2 separate regions of the Mus musculus genome follow, and region 1 is linked to region 2. The links are chromatin loops, found by intact Hi-C in ENCODE. Cell type or tissue: heart. All regions are shown on one strand. Each heading gives the region's core, and the rest is flanking DNA. Links, peaks and the distances in the headings are about the cores only. Region 1 holds the start of Tppp (tubulin polymerization promoting protein). Region 2 holds the start of Cep72 (centrosomal protein 72).

Region 1 (9,212 bases), core at 330-8,329, 53 kb after region 2:
TTTCTAGTCCATCCTCCAAAATATTTGCCAATACAGCATCCTGCATGGGTCCAAATGGATAAAATCAAGATCAAGATGTATGCTTACTGTGGGTCCATGTTCTAAGATCTCCTTATATCAGAGGTGCTGAAGACCACTCTCTTGAGTATCTATCTCACAGTGGCATGCCAGGGTTTGTCACCATGCTCCCTCTAGAAGCTCCATGTGTCAGATCCAGATGAACTTGTAGGTGACTGGTTCCTAACTCAACATCAACATGGCTTCACAATCACCAAATGTACATGGGCACTCCCAAGTTGCATGCTACATATCTCAGCATTACCTTGAGGGGGCTATGAAGGGGCTGAGCAGTAGCCCCTCAAACTATCTTAATGCCACAACCTCTGCATGGAACCTGATTTGGAAACAGTATCTTGACATGAAGTCAACCTAGATTGTCCACAGTTGAAAGGTAAAATATATGCCAATACCCCTGTAAGACAGAGACCAGACACAACTCTATCTGCATGTATCCCTCCAAGAAGATGAGACCTTGATGGAAGCGATTAAATCAGTTTGCTATGCTCTCCTGAGTAGAATAAGACTTCCCAAGAGGGTTGTAAAGAATTGGTTGAAACCGTCCCCCTGGAGTATACTCCAAGAAGGCACTATCTTGGAAGCAGCCACAGGGGGACAAAACCATGGGAGGACATCAGAGAGTCAGATGGGGCTATACCCAAAGGCCCTGGGAAGTCAGCCCAAGTAGACTGAGTTTTACATGGAACTACATATGGCACTATCTTCTGTGGCACATACATATGTCACCTTCAATTATTAGGTGCTGGGACAGAAAAAAAAATGGAGGTGCACAGAGGAAGCGAGCAAGCATAGAACATGTCACACTTACAGGGGAACAAGGAGGCTGAGCTCCTAAGTGTTCTTATGCCATCTACCAATGTCAGGAGCCAAATACCCTTGGGTAGGGAAGATTTGCCACAGGGCACACTATACACTCTCCTCCCAAAAGGACTTCTGCTTATCAAAAAAAAAGTGGTAAGAGACTAAAATGTCAAAGCTTGGAGAAGGAAAGATTCTTGTTATGTACAACAAACATGGCTTGTCCAATATATACAAAAAGCCTCTGTAGTCAATAAGGGGAGAAAGGGGGAGATTACTCATCAGAACAAAAGACTACTACATCCAGGGGAGAGCCAGAGAACACAAGGAATGCCAAGCTTCACAGTATAACCAGGAAAGGGCAGACAACTCCAAAGCAGATACCAGACACACCTAGCCAGGTGGGGACATTTAAGTCTGTCTGAGGCAAATGTGGAATGCAGAACACAGAACACCAAGTGGGGAAGGGAACTGGTGGGACACTCTAGAAAGCAGCACCTCTGGTTCAGTGCACATGACCTGAGGCCCAGCCTTTCGGTTGATAGGAGAGTCCAAGGGAGCTGTATTCTCAATCCCCCAAGAGGGAGGCAAAGACAGCTGACAGCAGAACAGAAAGGTAGAACACTAGAGCCATGGATGAGTCTGCTCAGACCAAGACTGGTCAAAGAAGATAGTCTAATAGAATAGCAGCTGTGTGATTTCACATGTGTAAAGGTCAAAACTACAGGCAAGAGCTAAGCCAGTGTTCAAGGATGATGTTCATGAGGTGAAATTGTCAGGACTCTTCCAGCCCACACTTTCCACCACAGGACAGAGGGCAGTGGGGATGGTTGCCAGGAGGAAACGGAAATTACAGTACTGAAGCAGGGTCGCTATGGGAGGGATCTTCAGGGGCCAGCCATCTGGCAGAGCTCACTAAAGCCTGGTAGGTGGCGAAGGAGCCTGAGCTACTTCATGAACCAACCCCCCTCATACTTGCCTGAAAGAGACCAAAGAAACCCTTACATTTGGGCATTTAGACATCAAACCATGACTTAAAGCTAAGTTACATCATTGTACCGTTACGGAGACCTTGGGTCCAAAGAGGTCTCATTCTTCATCAGGAAAAGTCATTCTGTCCATGGAGTTTTCCCTGATAACAGTAAACCATTTGTGGGGCACACAAGTGCAGGCTTCAGTTCACAGAAACCACACCCTCTGGGACCCCAGCAGGGCTGCTCCATTCTATTCCTGCCTTGGACAAAGACACTACGGAAAGGCTTTCCAAGGGCTGCAGAGGTAAGATAGAGAACAGATCTGAGGGTACTATGGGTGGATGCTGTAGGTCTTCGAGGAGCTACCGTAGGTGGGAAATGCTCAGAGTGATGCCATTGGTGAAGGATGCCATAAAGAGACTCCTGCGGGTCATATGTGGAACTGTCATGGGTGGGGCTATTTTGATTGGGAGGTGGTATAGGTAGGGAGATGCTGTGGACAGGAAAAGTCCTGGCCATAAATAGAGAATGCTGAGGTAGCAACACTGTGACCCTTCTCTATGAAGAAACTGGTCTTTCCAGGTTGAATCGGCACTAGGAGCCCCCATGAGGGTGTTAGGGACTGGAAGCCATGTCTGAACCCTGGCTGTGGCTGAGCAGCTCCAACTCTTCCTTTCAGGAGGAAGTGGTAAGCTCCATTCTCCTGCATGGGGGGTCTCTGGGCACACAGCCTTCCTGGGCGAGGGAGATGGGATGGACAAGGCTGTAAGGTTCCCTTCCCTGGCAAAACTGAAATCACACCTCCTACAGGCTCCTCCTTCAGTCGTGCACTATAAATAGGACAGCAGGCCCTGCTGAGGAAGCTGGGTCTCATCCTCCCTGAAGCTCAGCAGAGCTGTCTGCAGGGCCCCATTCTGCAGACTTCTCCCAAGCCTCCACCCCTCATGTCTGGTTTCAGTGTTCTTAAACGGAATTTTCTAATGCTTATAAAAATTTCCAAAACCTTAGATGATAGTTAAAATAGCCATGTACCACAACCTCAAGAAATGGAGAAGGCGGACCCAAGGAGCACCAAGAGGAAAACGTGCAGCTGCGCAGGTCGCCCTCACTTCACCATCGGTTAAGACAGGGATTCTCAAAGCTGTCTATTCAAATACGCCACTTGAATAGGGCACCTTTTCTAATGGCGAGTCCCGGTGGTAATCAGGAGCTTTTCTGAATAGAGGAGTCCTTTAGAGACGCTCAGATTGTGCCCCTCCCCCTCGCCAGTCCTTCAGGGTCACGTGACGGGAGAGGGGCTGGCACGCGAGCAGAAACAGCAGCCGGCCGCCAGAGAATCCAGCTAAAGACAAGCAGGGTTTCGCGCCCCCCACCCAACTCTCCCCCGCTCCCCCAAACACACACAACATTGCTCCAGTCGTGGAGAGCTCGCGCCGCCTAAGAAAGCCACCTACACGGCCAAGGGAGCCCAGATACGCAAGTGGGCTCTGGGCCGAACGCCTCCATTCGCCCCAGGACACGCACAGGACCAATCACCAGGACACAGCCTGTCCAAAGCTGCGCCACAAAGGGTACTACTCGTCTTCCTCACCTAGTTCAAGGCCTCGTTTACATAACCGAAACCGCCGAGCAAGGGTCGAGTCCTCCCTCTCCTTCGCGCAAACGTGGGCATTCAACATGCGACCCTGACAAAACCCTCGCCATCTCGAATGAGAGATGCAGGCTCGAAAGGAGGGTGACATAGAGAACTGGCGCTGTCACCTGCAGGACGCAACGCGCGCTCAGGATTCTGGACCCATGAACCCCCGGCAGCTCCAGCTCCGGTATGCACAGCTCCGGGCGGTGGCTTCTCTTTACCCCGTTTTCCACCAGGTTCCACGAGCAGCGACCCGGGTCGCTGGCACGAGGCCTGGCACCTTGGTCTGGTGGGGAGCCGTGGGGTGTTTTCTGTCCACCGTATCAAGTGCCGACGCAATGCGCCTGGCTCAGTGTAAACGCATACCCATTCTTGACACCACTGCTCTGAGATCTCAAAGGAACTAGTTGCTTCAGCAACTAGACCTGATCTAGCCACTGCAGAGAGTGACAGGTGGCCAGCCTCACGGACCGGAGGGGTCCCGAGCCTTGGCCCCAGAACCGCGCCTCGGACCACGGACAGCGCCCAGCGCAAGCTTACCTCCAAAACGCGTCCACTGCTGCGCCTCAGCGACTAGACGCGCGCCCAGGGGCGCCGAGCTCTCAGAGCTGTCCGCCGGGCCCCGCCCTCCGGCACCGCCCACATGCCCCTCCTCCTCCCGCTCCGCCTAGGCGCGCACTAAGGCCCCTCCCAGCAGGAGCGCAGCGCACTGACACCCGAGGCAGCCACTGCCTTACAAGGCTGCCACAGGCACAGCCAGCCTATGGACGCCGCTCGACCCAGGGTGCGGTCGCTGTGGAGCTGTGGAGCGTGGGAACCGGGCTGAGGTTGGGGAAGAGCGACTAGGGCACACCTGGCCCTGGGGCCCCGGGCGTGCGGCCAGTCGCAAGTAGGGAAGCTGAGGCTGGTGGCGCAGTCGCAGACTACACTGCGCACAACCCGTTGCTGATCCCTACCTGCCTGGAGAGCTTGATGTGCGTGGTGAGATGCTGGCCACTCGGGTTACCTGCACGAAAAGGATCCTTAGAGTCTCTGCTGATTTTCCTTCCTTCTAGGGACGCTTGCCACGGGATCTCCACCCCGCTGACTCTGTGGTGAGGTCAGGGTCGCACTGGTGGCTCTGAAGAAGATTATGGGGTTAGCAAGGAGGCAATGGGGCTGGAAGATTTGGTTCAATAGACTCTTCAGTCCTCCAGGTTCTGTCTCAGACTCTAACCAAGTCACCCACTGAGTAAGTGTGTGTGTGTGTGTGTGTGTGTGTGTGTGTGTGTGTGTGAGTGAGTGTGTGTTGGGGAATTTTCTGAGTGTCTGACAAATTAACTCATGCTTGAGGAAACCTTGTTTTGAAACTTCAGAAATGGGGCCCACCTGAGCACTTGGAGCAAATTACCCCTCCCCATGGTAGTCTCTGACCCTCAGATCCCCCGGACTCTCTGCTTTCTTCGGCTACTCAAAAATGACTAAAAAGTTACTTCTAATTCTTGCTCTCCCGAGAATTCCCACTCACCATGGAAGCCATGTGAGTTCAGGACTGTGGGACTATAAGGAATGGAGAACCAGACCCAGACTCTCTCCTTTTTTATAGGGTCTTGGCTTGGCCACTTGCCTTATGTCCCACAAAGCCCCAAGTCCTGCTGTGATGGTTTGTATATGCTTGGCCCAAGAAGTGGCACTATTTGGAGGTGTGGCCTTGTTGGAGTAGGTGTGACCTGGTTGGAGTAGGTGTGTCACTGTGGGCATGGACTTAAGACCCTCACCCTAGCTGCCTGGAAGTGAGTAGCAGCCTTCAGATGAAGATGTAGAACTCTCAGCTCCTCTTGCACCATGCCTGCCTGGATGCTGCCATGCTCCCACCTTGATGATAATGGACTGAACCTCAGAACCTGTAAACCAACCCCAATTAAATGTGTCCTTTATAAGATTTGCCTTGGTCATGGTGTCTGTTCACAGCAGTAAAACCCTAACTAAGAAACCTCCCATTCTCTGAAAATCAACAATGTAAATGAAGTTCTGAAAGCTGAAATACATGTTTATGTTTCTATTAGCATGTTTCGAAATGGTGACTTTATCGTTAAATTTTATTTTTATTTATTGTGTGTGCATATGCCTGTTTGAAAGTATGTGCGCCATTTGCATGCTGGGTGCCCTCGGAAACCAGATGGGTAAGTTAGATTTCTTAGAGCTGGAATTACAGGTAATTGTGGGATGCCTAATGTGGGTTCTGGGGATTAAATACAGGAAGACTTGTATCAATATAATAAAGTTCTAGAGGCCCGGCTGTTAACAACCATAGTCCAAGATGTCAGCTTGACGGGTTCGGATCATGGCTTCTGACCTGACCCTCCTGCAGCATGACAGCTGCTGAAGTTTCAAGGCTCTTACCTGCGACAATCTGTATAGGAGACCTGCACCAAATCCAATGGATGTGCCTCTGGTGAGCATCCCTCATAGTGACCCAGCAAAACACCTCTGCTGGGGTGATGGTGGCCCTCCAAATTCACTACATTTGGAACCTCAAAATATGACCTTACATGTAAACAGGGTCTTGGTCTGGGGACATAGTTCGGGGGGGAAAAGGCTTCTTTTCCTGTTTGGAGATCCAGGACCACAAAAAGTCCATGAGGGTGTCTGCATTTGAAATTATTGTTGCTACTTTCAGATGGGAGCTTGTCTTAGATTATCCCAGTGGATCCTATATCCAGGAGTCTGTGTCCACATGACCCCTGCAGTATCAGAGCACATAACCTAGGCAGACCACCATATACAGGTTTAGGCTCCAGGAGATTTGAATGCTGCAGACCAAGGTGAGGTCCCGTCTTTTTTTGTGACAGAGGATTAGGTGAAATATGCAGTCTAGAGCAGTAGCCTAGCCAAGAAGTGTCCTATCTATGGACAGCATGGAGTCCAGAGAGGGAAAGAATGAATGATCATTAGCAACCTTCAAAATCTGAGAACAATGGTGCGGGGGTGGGGGTGTGTGGAGTGGGAGCTATGCTGAGTTCCAGATAAGAACAGGTTGTGGGGCTGGAGAGATGGCTCAGAGGTTAAGAGCACTGACTGCTCTTCCGAAGTTCCTGAGTTCAAATCCCAGCAACTACATGGTGGCTCACAACCATCTGTAATGAGATTTGATGCCCTCTTCTGGGGTGTCTGAAGACAGCTACAGCGTACATATAATATAATAATATATATATATTATGTACATATAATATAATAATAATAATATAAAATATAATATAACATATATAATATATAATAAAATAATATAACATATAATATAATAATAAATAAATAATAAATAATATAATAAAAATAAATAATAAATAAATAAATAATCTTTTTTAAAAAAACAACAACAACAACAGGATGTGGCAGAGAGCCTGAGACACTGTCATGTTTCCAACAGGATTGTGCAGATATTTGTTCCTGTCTCCTCCAGGAAGGGTCTCGGCAGCCCATGTCCTAAGAACCTGCTACAGAAGCCTCCATCAGAGTTACACAAAGACCAGGAGGTACAGCCTACTGTAAGAGCCTACTAGGTATAGCCCAACAGAGAGGCTTAGAAATGCAGCCCACTGTGGGAGAGCAACTAGTGCCTATAGCAAACAGCTGCAGAGGATTGTTACTGTCTGGCAGGAGCCTTTGTTGATAGCCTTGATTTCTCTCTGCAGTCCTGAGGAAAGCATAAAGAAAGACACCTGCTGCTTCTGGCAGTCCTAGCCTGGACCTAGCCAGAATTCTAGGGTGGTTTCTGGTTAATTCTGAAGGATATGTGTCTTAAAAACCAGATTATATCTCTTTGTAATTGTGAGCAGGTAGGTGACGTCTGGTAAGCCCTAAATATTTAGCTTACGATGCCAGGGACGCCTGTCTATGGGTTTCGCTGAAAATGGGCCACGAGCAAATTTCAGCACCTCTATGACTGCCAAACACAAACCTAACCTGGCAGCCTAGATTGAGACCAGGAGGCTCATAGCTCTGGGGTCTGAGTCAGAGGTTAAGCTCCAAAGGAAAAGAGGAATGCAGCCTTGGGACCTTGGGACCCCTCTACTCAGTGATTCTGATCGTGCCTTCAGAACCAGACAGGGCTGGACACTGCCAAAGCCTTGTGAACAAGCAGACCTGAAGATGGTAATGCATTCTACCTTCATACCACCCTACATCTTTCTACCCATACAAGGCCAAATTCAGAAACCCTTTAACAAGGTTCCACGTATGGCCTCAGCTTATTTCCATATAGCACTAGAAGGCTCCATGCAGAAATCTTGTCTCCAGGAGTCACAACAGGGTCAGGTTGTCACTAAGTAGCCCAGCCAAGGAATCACAGAAAATTCTACTAATATGTGAGCTTCTCTAAGCCTGGAGTTCTGCTGAGTGTCCCTGTTACCAGCCACAATGTTACTTCCGGTTGACTTTGATTCCCAGAAAACCCACCTGAGACCCAAAAGAAGACCCATGTGGGAAGCATTTGGCCCACAGAGCATAAGAGAAGGGCAAGTGGCTCTTTCCACCTGGAGACACCTGATCCTGCTCAATAAGCCCTCCTCGGTTGGCCAATGATTCTCATTGGACTTCTCTGGGACAAAGCATTTTTTTACTTTTCTATGTTTATCACATATGAAAAACATGTATATATTCTATTAATGAAAGTATCACATTTTATTTTTGAGCTACAACTCTACAAATTTAGTATTAAAATGTTCCAAGTTTTAAGAATCTTAAGTTTTGCTTCTTTGGGCTAAAAACATCTTGACCATACAGCAGCCTCAAGGCTGGGCACAGTATCTCCCTCCACAAGAGATAACTCAGCTTGTGTGGATTGAATTTGCAACCCATGGAGACAAAATGTGGCTCAGGTTGGCTGTAGACGTCCATCTTGCCTACAGGACAACATTTTTAAGAGCTTTCTTCTTCACAGAGGCACACACTGAAATTTGCCTATGCAGCTTTGTCCTGGAATTCTAGTCTCACTGGTCAACAATGGAAACTTAGACTTAATGAAAGATGATATCCAAATGGAGCTACAGTATAACCTCTTGTGGCCAGGAAGTCTCCATCCCTGTAGAAAGAGAGACCTTATCAGCTAGTTCCACCTTTCCTTCTAGACTCATGGTGGTGATACAGAGAATGGCATCTCTGGATTTTACGCCATGTGGTGGTCATCTACTATCTCCTGACAAAAGATCACCCACCTTTCTGTGTACAGCATCGAGGGTACAGATCTGAAGGACCCTGATGTTATATGAAGTGTGTGGTTCACAGTCCAGTCAATAACAGGGGGAACCTGAGTGTGTCTGAGATGTGCTTTTGCTCATAAACAATATTTATAAAGATATGTAGTGGTGCCTAGCATGTGAATAACTGTCACAAAGGGCCTCCCAGCAAGTTGGAGTTCTCTCTCTCTCTCTGAAGTAACACAAAACAGATGTGATGTCTGAAAGTAAGACAGCAAAGGACTATGGTCTCTGAAAAGTGAGCACCCAGCTCTAAGAACTTGCCAACTTTAGAGTAGAGAGGAGAACTCAGGCAGTGACGTACATGATGGAAAAGCCATGCAACCTAGGAGAGGGAATACCATAAGGTCCTTCAAGTGTTCAGCAGAGTACAGATCACTCAGACAAAGGAGGAAGCTATCTAATCCTGGGGGGGTGGGGGAAGTGAAAACATGCCAGAGAGAACAGGGCTGGCACAAACACTACCCTGACAAGTCTAGGAGGCTCAAAACT
Region 2 (9,212 bases), core at 743-8,742:
GCTTTCCTTCTTGACAGAGACTAAGGGAATAGCTTGCTGAGGGTTAGGATCTATTAGTAATGTGAATAAAGTTTTAAATTTTTCCATTTTTTTAAAGAGGTGAAGGAACTGAAGTTTGAAGTATAGCCAGTTCAGGGGCACAGAACCTATGAGTTCCTACTCTTAATACCCTGAAAATATGTTACAAAGCCAGGATGCCCTCTTACCCTTGCTCTAACCCCTGCCACACACTCAATACAAGAAGCTACCTTGCACCATGCTCTCTGCCTTGTGTTGTCACATCTAGGTCTATGACTGAAGAACAGAAATGAGTGGTAGTGCTCACGCAGATCCTGGCCTCACACAATCTTACCACACAATAGCCTTGAGCCTTGAGAACAACACTCCAGTGGTGACAGGGCTGACATTGGGAATCCTAAGTACCAAAAGAGCAGAGCTTGTTGGTCCAGCTCATAGGGTCTGGGCCTGCTGACTAAGGCTGCTAAGCAAAGGAAAGTTTGTGTGATGGTAACAGGATGGTGCTGGGTGTAAGCTCTTTTTTTATAGGAAGCCATAAGCTTTCTACAACCTGGCAACCTGGGCTACACTGACAGAGTCTAGACAGAGAATGAGCTCCTCTAGACAGAATGAGCCTGGGCCTCAGAAACACTAGGCCTCAGCAGAAGGTGGCTGCTCCACTTTGATTGGGGCCTCACCCTGTCTCTTCTTGCAGTCTGCAAGCCTCAGTACAGATAGGTTGTGTGAGTGAATGGTTGAGGGAAATGCAAGGCATAGGGTAGTTCCTGGTGAGGACAAGGGCACAATGTTTATGGGGTGTTGTGTACCGTGGCATTCTTCAGGGACCCCAGTATTCCAGTTGGTTATACTCTGAGAGTTGCAGATACAGCTAGTTACCTGACCTTCCTCTCTGAAAATCATAGCTCAGCATTAGGGGCCAATGAGTACATTGAAGGAGCAGCTGCCCATCTAAGGATATCACACCAGGAAGGTCACAGCTATGGAAGTCACTGCCAGTGAAGATTCACCACCTGGAGGGACACATATGTGGCACCACACATGTGGGTCATGCCTGAGAGTTTATGCCTTATAGATCATCATCCAGGGGTCACACTTGAGTGGTATCCACCTCGGGGATCACTACCTAAGAGGCCCTTCCTCAAGGAGTGAGGTCTGGGCAATTTCTACCTAAAGGACCATATCTTGGGGGCTCATGCCTAGGGAGCCCCTACCCAGAGGTTCATGCCTGGGCAGTCTCTGCCTGCAAAGTCAGCACTGCAGGGTCACCATCTGGCAGGTTACATGAAGAGTCCTATATCAGGGAATTATGCCTATGAGAGCAAGCACCTGGTGAACACTGCTGTGGTACCCACCTTATCTCTTGGGTTTGGTGGTCACATTTGGAGCCTCTGCCACTTTTGCTGTTGTGGTACAGAACTCAAGCAGTCATAGAACTGGAAGTAGAGACATTTCACTGAGATGTCCATGCTGGGAACTAGCTCCCTCAGGCCTAGTGCCGAATAGATACCAAGGCAGTCTAGTCTTGGACAGAAGTGGCTGGGCTCTGGCCTCTGAGACCATGGGAGCTCTTTTGGGTATCATGTCAGTATGGCAAGGTTGATAATCCTGAGACTCACAAAAGAAAAAAAAAAAAAAAACCAGTTCCACAATACTGATCCAAATTTGAAACAAGCTTTAATTAAATACTGACCACGATGGACTCGGATCAGGTCTATTCCCTGGGATCCCAGCAAAAGTCCTGTGTTGTAGGAGGTCTTTAAAGGGCAAAACCACATGGATACCGTATTTCCCATGTGGTTTTGTGATTTTTCAAGAACTACAACTCTCAGCATTGCAGGAAGTTACCTGGTCCTTGGGCAGGTGGAGCTTACAAGTTGACTTTGGCTCTTACAGGTAACCCAGCTGCTATCTATGGCTTAGCCTTTGGTTCCTAGGGCAGGACAACGCCAATGGACCATCCTCACCAACTACATAACAGTGTTTTCAAACTCCTGGATACAGTGTCCCACTTCAGTAACTCATGGCCTGAAGTGACTTCAGCCTGGTCTTAGCTGACCTAATAACCTCTGACCCGGGTTAGTGGAACCTGGGTCACTGACTTTGAATTCTCACCTTTCCAGAAACAGGATAGAATTCAAACCAGAGGTGCTTTCTAAATGCACTGAGAGGTAAGCTACAGCTAAGCCTGGATAGAGCAGACTCCCTCCCTAGCCATCAATCAGCTGTGAGAACCAGTGACCTCACAGTTTCTCCACACAGTATATCAGAGATCGCCTCCTGCTCATGTTCCTCACTAAACTGTTTTCCCCCCGTGCTACTCTGGGCAAAGTATAAGAGCAGAATGTGGTCCCCCTCACTGGATTTAGCTTATGGGGAAAGGAAGATACAATGATACAGACCTCCAGGCTCACACCAATTATGTAAAGCAGCCATGGGAAGGGCATTGCTTGACATATCTGTATGTTTTACTGTATATGTGGGGGGTAGAAGTGGGAAATATATTGATAACTGCCAGGTATTAATGTTGATCTTAACTGGTAAAGATATGGCTAGGGAGAAGAGTAAAAAACAGTTACAACAGGGAGGTTAGCGGGCCCTAGATCAGAGCCTCCTCAAGAAGGGGAGCAATGGAGAGCCTCCTTTACCCCTCCCTCTACCCTTATTCCTGCTTCACTCCTTGAGATGGCAATGGTTTTTGCCTTCAAGGGTGACAGCCATTCTGCATTCAGCCACAGCTTTATATTTCTCTCATACAGCCCCTGCTTCAGTCTCCTCCTGATGGCTCTGACTGCTTGCTCGCGATCCTTTGTCTACACTACTGGGTTCTAACATTAGTCTGGGGATATGCAGTCAGAGCCAGCGCCTCTAGCAACTATGTGCCTTGCACCAGTGGGAGGTCCACCTATGAGCATGGAAGCATTCTTTTCAACATTGCCAACAGGCTGGTGTGGCTCCTGATTGACTTTAGGAGGAAGTACTGTGGTATGCACATAAGCCCAGCTTTTGTAACAGGAAGGAGAGATCTAACTAGCTAAGGAAACATACTAGAGTATTGCCCCTACAAGAGAATGAGGAGCGCTAACAATGTCATGTCACCCATAGCTCTAAGAGGCCCACTGAGGATGCAGGGCCCTCCTCCTATCTAAAACTCTCAGTCTTGATGGCACCTCCTCCTTTTACTCCCTATGGCCAAAGACAGTCATGGAGAAAGGCAGAAACCCTCAGGGGCCAGCTTGAACCTATATTTTCTTCAGGCACATATGGGTGGGTCAGCCTCAGGCTGCCCTGCCTCCCTCCTGGTCTTTTTGAAGATGACTATATATTTTGTGCCCACATGTTTAGAGATTCAGGCTGGAGAGTGAAAGCCTCCATGGAAGATCCTAGAAAACCACAAGGGGTATCAGGTAGAAAGAGCCAGAGAGGCCTCCTCTGCTCCCACCAATGTCCAGCTGGCCTAGGTTGTGGGTCTTAAGCAGCACATGTTTTGGCATGTCCTACAGAGAGAGCATACAAAAAGAAGCACAAGCCTTATACATGGCAACAGTGGCTCTTCTTACCCCATCTCAGACAGCTGATGAATGCCAAGGTTGGGAGCAGCATGGGGGGGGGGTGTGTATGTGAGATCAACAGAATGTTCTGGGTAGGACTGCCTGCCAACTCTCCAGGTAGTAGGGAAGACCAGGCTGTGGGACTCCAGCTAAGGAAGGTTCCTGCTAACCTCCAGGTCTAGTTGGGAAAGCTTTATGAACTATGAGGCAGAAGGGATTGTTCCTGATGTGACCCAGCCTGGCTCATCATCTCTATCTCCGAGTCACAACACTGTTCCTTGCTCTGTGTCTTCACCAGCACCAAATCAAGTTCAAGTGCTGCTGGCTCACTCCTAAACACCTCAAATGGAACTTAAGGACATAAAACAGCTTAAATGCATGTAGGTTTGGCCACAGTCTAATGTTACCACGGCAGATGGTATTTAATAAACCACCGGAAAGAGTACTTGGTAGTAATTAATCATTAGCATAACCTTTTACTGAGGCTTGTAAGAAATCATAGGCTTGTAGGAATCTTTGCAGGGTGCAAAGCTAATCCTTGTCCCTCTTTCTTCAGTGAAGATGTAAAACGTTAGTAAACAGAAACGTTACTTCCCAAGTTTCTACTGGCACTTTCATTGCAGTAGAAAAGCTGGTCTTGGGTCTGTCCCTGACAGACCATCCGTCTCCCCAAGGTCCCACTTGGACTCTGATCTTGGTCAGAGAAAATAGAATAAGAGAGGGTGATTGAAATCTGTGTTGTGTCCTGAGGCGCCACATGTCTTAGATGGCAAGCATACAAGCCTTAATTTGCTTCTGAAAAGCTTAGTTATCTCTCCAATGCCTGGAAGTTATTAGTAGACCCCAGGTTTGATGAAAGGACTTTCAATGTGTCTTAGTTAGGAGAAATTTTTTTTTTTTTTTTTTTTTTTTTTTGCACACAGCCTGTCTCTCCAGCCACATGATGAGAACTTTTGGAAGTGCGTGGGGGTTGGCGGGGGGGGGGGGGGGGAGCATCTCAGGGGCTGGGACAGGAAGAAACCTTAGGAGAGAAGGCTCCTGGAGGGAGTAGGAAATGAATGGAAGTGGGAGTAGGTGCGAATGCCCCGGGCACTAACAGCTGTTTCCACAAACCGCACTGAACGCAATGGGGTTGTCCTGGGGAGGAGCCAGAGCAGGGTGAGGTTGCACTCAGAGCTCAGCGGATTAGGATGGCTTGGGTGAACCTGTCCCAAAGAAAGTTTTAAACACAGCCGAAGCTCCGCCCACCCTCCTGGGCCCGCCCCTTGCAGGCTTGGTCCCGCCCGCCCGTTCCAGATCACGTCACAGCGCAGGCGCCGCGCGCCAGCGTCCGGTTTGAAAACATGGCGCCAGGCCAGCGGTTGGTTTTGTGTGAAGAGACTGTACGAGAGCGCAGCGGCCTGGGTCCCCACCGCGACCTGGGTGCGTGGGGGACAGACTGGGTTGGCCTGCCGGGCCTGATAGCTCTGCCTCCGTGCGAATGGCACTTGACCACAAACGGTCTCGGCCCGTGGGGCAAGGAGGCGGGGCCGGCTGGGCGGGTTTGTGGGGAAGGGCGTGGCTAAGGTCCTGGAGAGCCGGTGGACGCGGCCTGGGTTTTCTGTGGGACCGCGGTCAGGCTGAGCCCCCCGCTTCTTTTTTGCAGCAGCTTTCATCTGTCTTCCTGGGTTCCTACATGGCATTTCGCTTATGAAGATGCAGGTCTCTTTTTATATGGTTTGGACATCAAGGCCCCATTACGTTTTGAGCAAGAGATCGTGCGGAATTTGTGTTGTGATTTTTTTTTTTTCCTTTTTAACTTTTTTCCCCTGGACTTTGACAGGGAAACCACGCAGGCCTAGAATTTTCCATTGTTGAAGATTTTCGATTACCATTTTTTAAATTCGATTACGATTTTTAAACTTATAGTGGTTTCACCTAGAGTGCATTTTCGTTATCTAAATCGTTTTTTCTTGATTGTCAACCATATCTACATAGAACTGACTACAGCATTCTCTTACTATTTTATTAATGCTTGTGGGGCCTGTAGGGATATTCCCCATTTTCATAAATGGTACTTAATCTGGCTCTATCTTTCAGTCATGTTGGAGATATACGGTTTTTGGTCATGCCAAAGACACCACTTTTGGGTTGGTTGATTTGTCTTCACTGTTTTTAAATTTTACCTTTTTCTCTGTGCTTGCTTTGCATTTATTTTCCTCTTTAGATTCTAGAAGTGAAACGTGTGGATTAAAGCTTGTTTTATAATTTAAATCTCTTAATCTGTACATTTCTCTTTACGTATCACATAGCTGCACACACTAACACATTTGTTAGTGTTTATATTTCTACTGTGTGTTAAGGTACTGGAGATAGAACATAGGGCTTTGCATATGCTAAGCAAATGCCCTGTCATGGGACTTCACCCCAAACGTTTTTTTAATTTTTCAAGTGTGTTATTAAGCCAAGATGACCTTGATCTCCATTTTTAACGGAACCTGGCCTTGGAATTTTAGTCCGACACTCAAGTGGCTAGGATTGCAGGCAGTTGCCACCATGACTGGTTCTAATTTTCATTGATTTTAATATGCTTTTCAAATATCCCTTTAGGTATCTTCTTAGACCTCCAAATTATTTAGTGATTGCTCACATTTTTATTCTTTAGGGATGTCTTTTTAACGAATTATGTGTCGGGAGGTTTTCTTGTTTTTTTGTGTGTAATTCTATTATTGTCAGAGAACATACTGTGTATGATTTTGGTTCGCTTAAGTCTGCAGAGATTGTTTAATGCCCAAGAATCTGGTTTCTCTTGGAGAGTGTTCCAAGTACATGTAAAAACTGTGTCAGGTTGATTTTATTGGCTGATAGTATTCAGGTCAACCAGGAGGATTCTCTGTATAAAGACTTTGTTATTTAGTAAGAGGGTATATTAGTTGGTTTTCTCATTTCCTATGTGGGGGAAAAAAAACCGACAAGAAGCAACTTAAGGGGCTGGCAAGATGGCTCAGTGGTTAAGAGTGCCGACTGCTCTTCCGAAGGTCCCGAGTTCAAATCCCAGCAACCACATGGTGACTCACAACCATCCGTAACGAAATCTGATGTCCTCTTCTGGAGTGTCTGAAGACAGCTACAGTGTACTTACATATAATAAATAAAATAAATCTTTTTTAAAAAAAAAAAGAAAAAGAAGCAACTTAAGAGTGAGAAGGTTTATTTTGACTCACAGCTGGAGGAGATAAAAGTCAAGGTGAGGAAGGCATAGTGGCTAGGGTGTAGGGTAGCTGTTCACATTGCGTTTGCAGTTAGGAAGCAAATAGCAATGAATACTAGTGCTCAGCCTGCTCGCCTCCATTATTTGCTCTTGCTTGCTTGCTTGCTTGCTTGCTTGCTTGCAAGTCAGGGTCTTTCTATGTAGCTCTGGCTGACCAGGAACTTGTAAGAAGTAGTGGTCCATAGCTGTAATCCTGGACTCAGGAACTTGAAGCAAGACGATCTAGCATTCAGGGCCATTCTTGGCTGTCTGGATTTGTCTCAAAAGCAAACAAACAAACAAAATCAAGAACATTTTAAAAAGACAGTATTCAGGGCTCTTGAGATAGGCACAGGCCCTGATGCAGTAGGATTTTTGCAGTATGAGAAGATTCTGTTCCCAGTATGACATGGGCAAGTAGATGTTCTAGCCAGCAAGTAGTGTGTAGGGAGGCAGGGGGTCCATGGCTGGAACATTACTAAGAGGAAATGAGGAAGCAGAATGTTGCTGTGGCCCTGGGGATAATGAATGATAAGTGATACAGTGAGGGACCAAGGTGAGCAGGCACCGTGGGCAGAGAATTCTTGGTGAAATGACTTATCAGGGTTCTCTGCTAACCTCTGAGTTATAAGAAGTGCACCAATGGGCCTAGGATAGCATCTATAAGCCTGACTTTGGTCAAGCAGAGTGTCTGTCAGTATCTGTTGGGTTTCTAAAAATGTCTAAAATATTCCCCCTGAATTGAATTTCTATTACACTGTTTTAAATTTTAAAAAAGATTAAAATCTTACAATTTTCTATTCTTAGCTGAACTTCGATCTTTATCTATTCCTGGAACATACCAAGAGAAGATTACTCACCTGGGAAACTCTCTGATGCACTTGACAGCTCTAAAATCCTTAGACCTCTCACGTAACTCCTTGGTTAGCCTTGAGGTGCGTTTAGGCTTATTTGTTAAAATATCAGTGTCAGATGAACGTATTTTAATGGTTTAAAAAGAATGCAACATGTTTCAAAACTACACAAACAATGCTTATAGACTGTACCTTTAGAATTGTGTTATGCTGTCACTAGTGTTTATCTGGAGCTACGTGTCTAACCTGTCCCATTATATCTTTAAACTGCTTTGAATACCAAAGTACTAGCTTTCTGAAGAAGATGGATTATCTTTAAAGGGAAGGAAACAAGATCCCAAAGCCTAAAGTATGCATGCTCATGTCTCTCCCTCCCTTCATCTCTGTGCTGCCTCCGTCTGTAGGTTGTATCTGTAGGTTATATTCTGTAGGTTATATCTATCCATGGCTTGGCTCTTGGCCTTCTACCCTAAATGGCAGTATACAAATTTGGTACCCATTCATGATTTGAAAATAAAAAGTCTCCCAAGGTGACACAATTGGGAAGTTTATATAAATACTGCTTATTGCTCAATTCAGAGAGGAGGGCCTTACCTTGAAAGAAACATAGGGTGTACTTAATAGAGACTATTCCTAACATTGGTTTCAGAGTCTGACTTGTTTAGGGACAGGCTCCAGCTTTGGCTAAAGCAAGGATTGGCTCTTCCCTCAATCCCTAAGCATTAACCTCCTAATCTGGGTGTGTGGAGAGTAAATGAAATTGTGTAAATTATATAACGTGATTCATATTGGGCACTCAAGAGAGAGTCACTGTGCTTAGTACTGCTAGGGCGAACAGGCCTCTATTCAGATAGCTCATATGGTTGTTGCCCTATATGGAACATAGAATTTCACAAATAAGAACATGTTACACTGTTAGTTTTTTCTGGTAATAGTATGTGTTCATTATAAGTATGTTCCACTTGATTAGCCCATACCAATGGTTTACTTTTCATGATGAACTGATTGAGATATTTTCTTATTAACAGGGTATACAGTATCTGGTCTCCTTGGAGAGTCTCAATCTCTACTACAACTGTATTTCTTCATTAGCAGAAGTATTTAGGCTCCACACCCTACTGGAGCTCCAGGACGTGGACTTCCGGCTTAACCCCGTTGTGAAGAATGAGTCTGACTACCGCCTGTTTGTCGTGCACATGCTCCCGAAGCTCCGACAGCTAGGTGGGTGGAGGAGCTGTCGCCCTCCCAACCGCCCACAGTGGAGCTGCTCCTGGATAGATTATGCTGCTGTTCCATGCTGGAAACTGAAGCAGGTTTTTTTGCACTGATGGCCCAAATCCCTGTCAGCTCTGGGGTATCTTTCATCCTCCTGGAGTCAGTCTTGCTAGTCAGCCAAGTTTTAGGCCTAGTGAGAGGCCTTATCTCAAAATCAAGATGGATAATACCTGAGAAAAGACACCCAAAGGCAGTTTACATTTGACCTCCACATGCACAAATGTGTATACATGCATTGGTAAACACATGTGTACACAACACACACACCACTATCACCATCACCACCAC

What was found. Peaks named below come from ENCODE experiments on the same cell type or tissue, not always from the same donor. Only the 100,000 strongest peaks of a DNase experiment are listed, where the experiment ranks them.
Region 1: it touches region 2 in a loop (5-fold over the local background); 3 of 42 quality-filtered maps call a loop at or near these places.

Annotation. Positions count from the first base shown.
Region 1 is chr13:74,004,324-74,013,535 of GRCm38, reverse strand. It overlaps Tppp (tubulin polymerization promoting protein), which reads right to left and starts at 4,117. Exons shown (of 4, transcript NM_182839.2): 1 at 4,027-4,117. Gm15912 (predicted gene 15912) reads left to right here and starts at 4,182. Exons shown (of 3, transcript NR_168519.1): 1 at 4,182-4,460; 2 at 4,542-4,717; 3 at 5,072-5,407. In heart, for the core only: no CTCF peak of the experiment used is centred there; DNase peaks (open chromatin) are centred at 2,645, 3,125 and 4,145; H3K4me3 peaks cover 2,636 bases; H3K27ac peaks cover 2,381 bases; H3K27me3 peaks cover 1,325 bases.
Region 2 is chr13:74,057,960-74,067,171 of GRCm38, reverse strand. Cep72 (centrosomal protein 72) reads left to right here and starts at 4,887. Exons shown (of 12, transcript NM_028959.3): 1 at 4,887-4,988; 2 at 7,603-7,730; 3 at 8,678-8,870. The coding sequence starts at 4,910. In heart, for the core only: no CTCF peak of the experiment used is centred there; DNase peaks (open chromatin) are centred at 4,921 and 4,931; H3K4me3 peaks cover 1,715 bases; H3K27ac peaks cover 1,360 bases.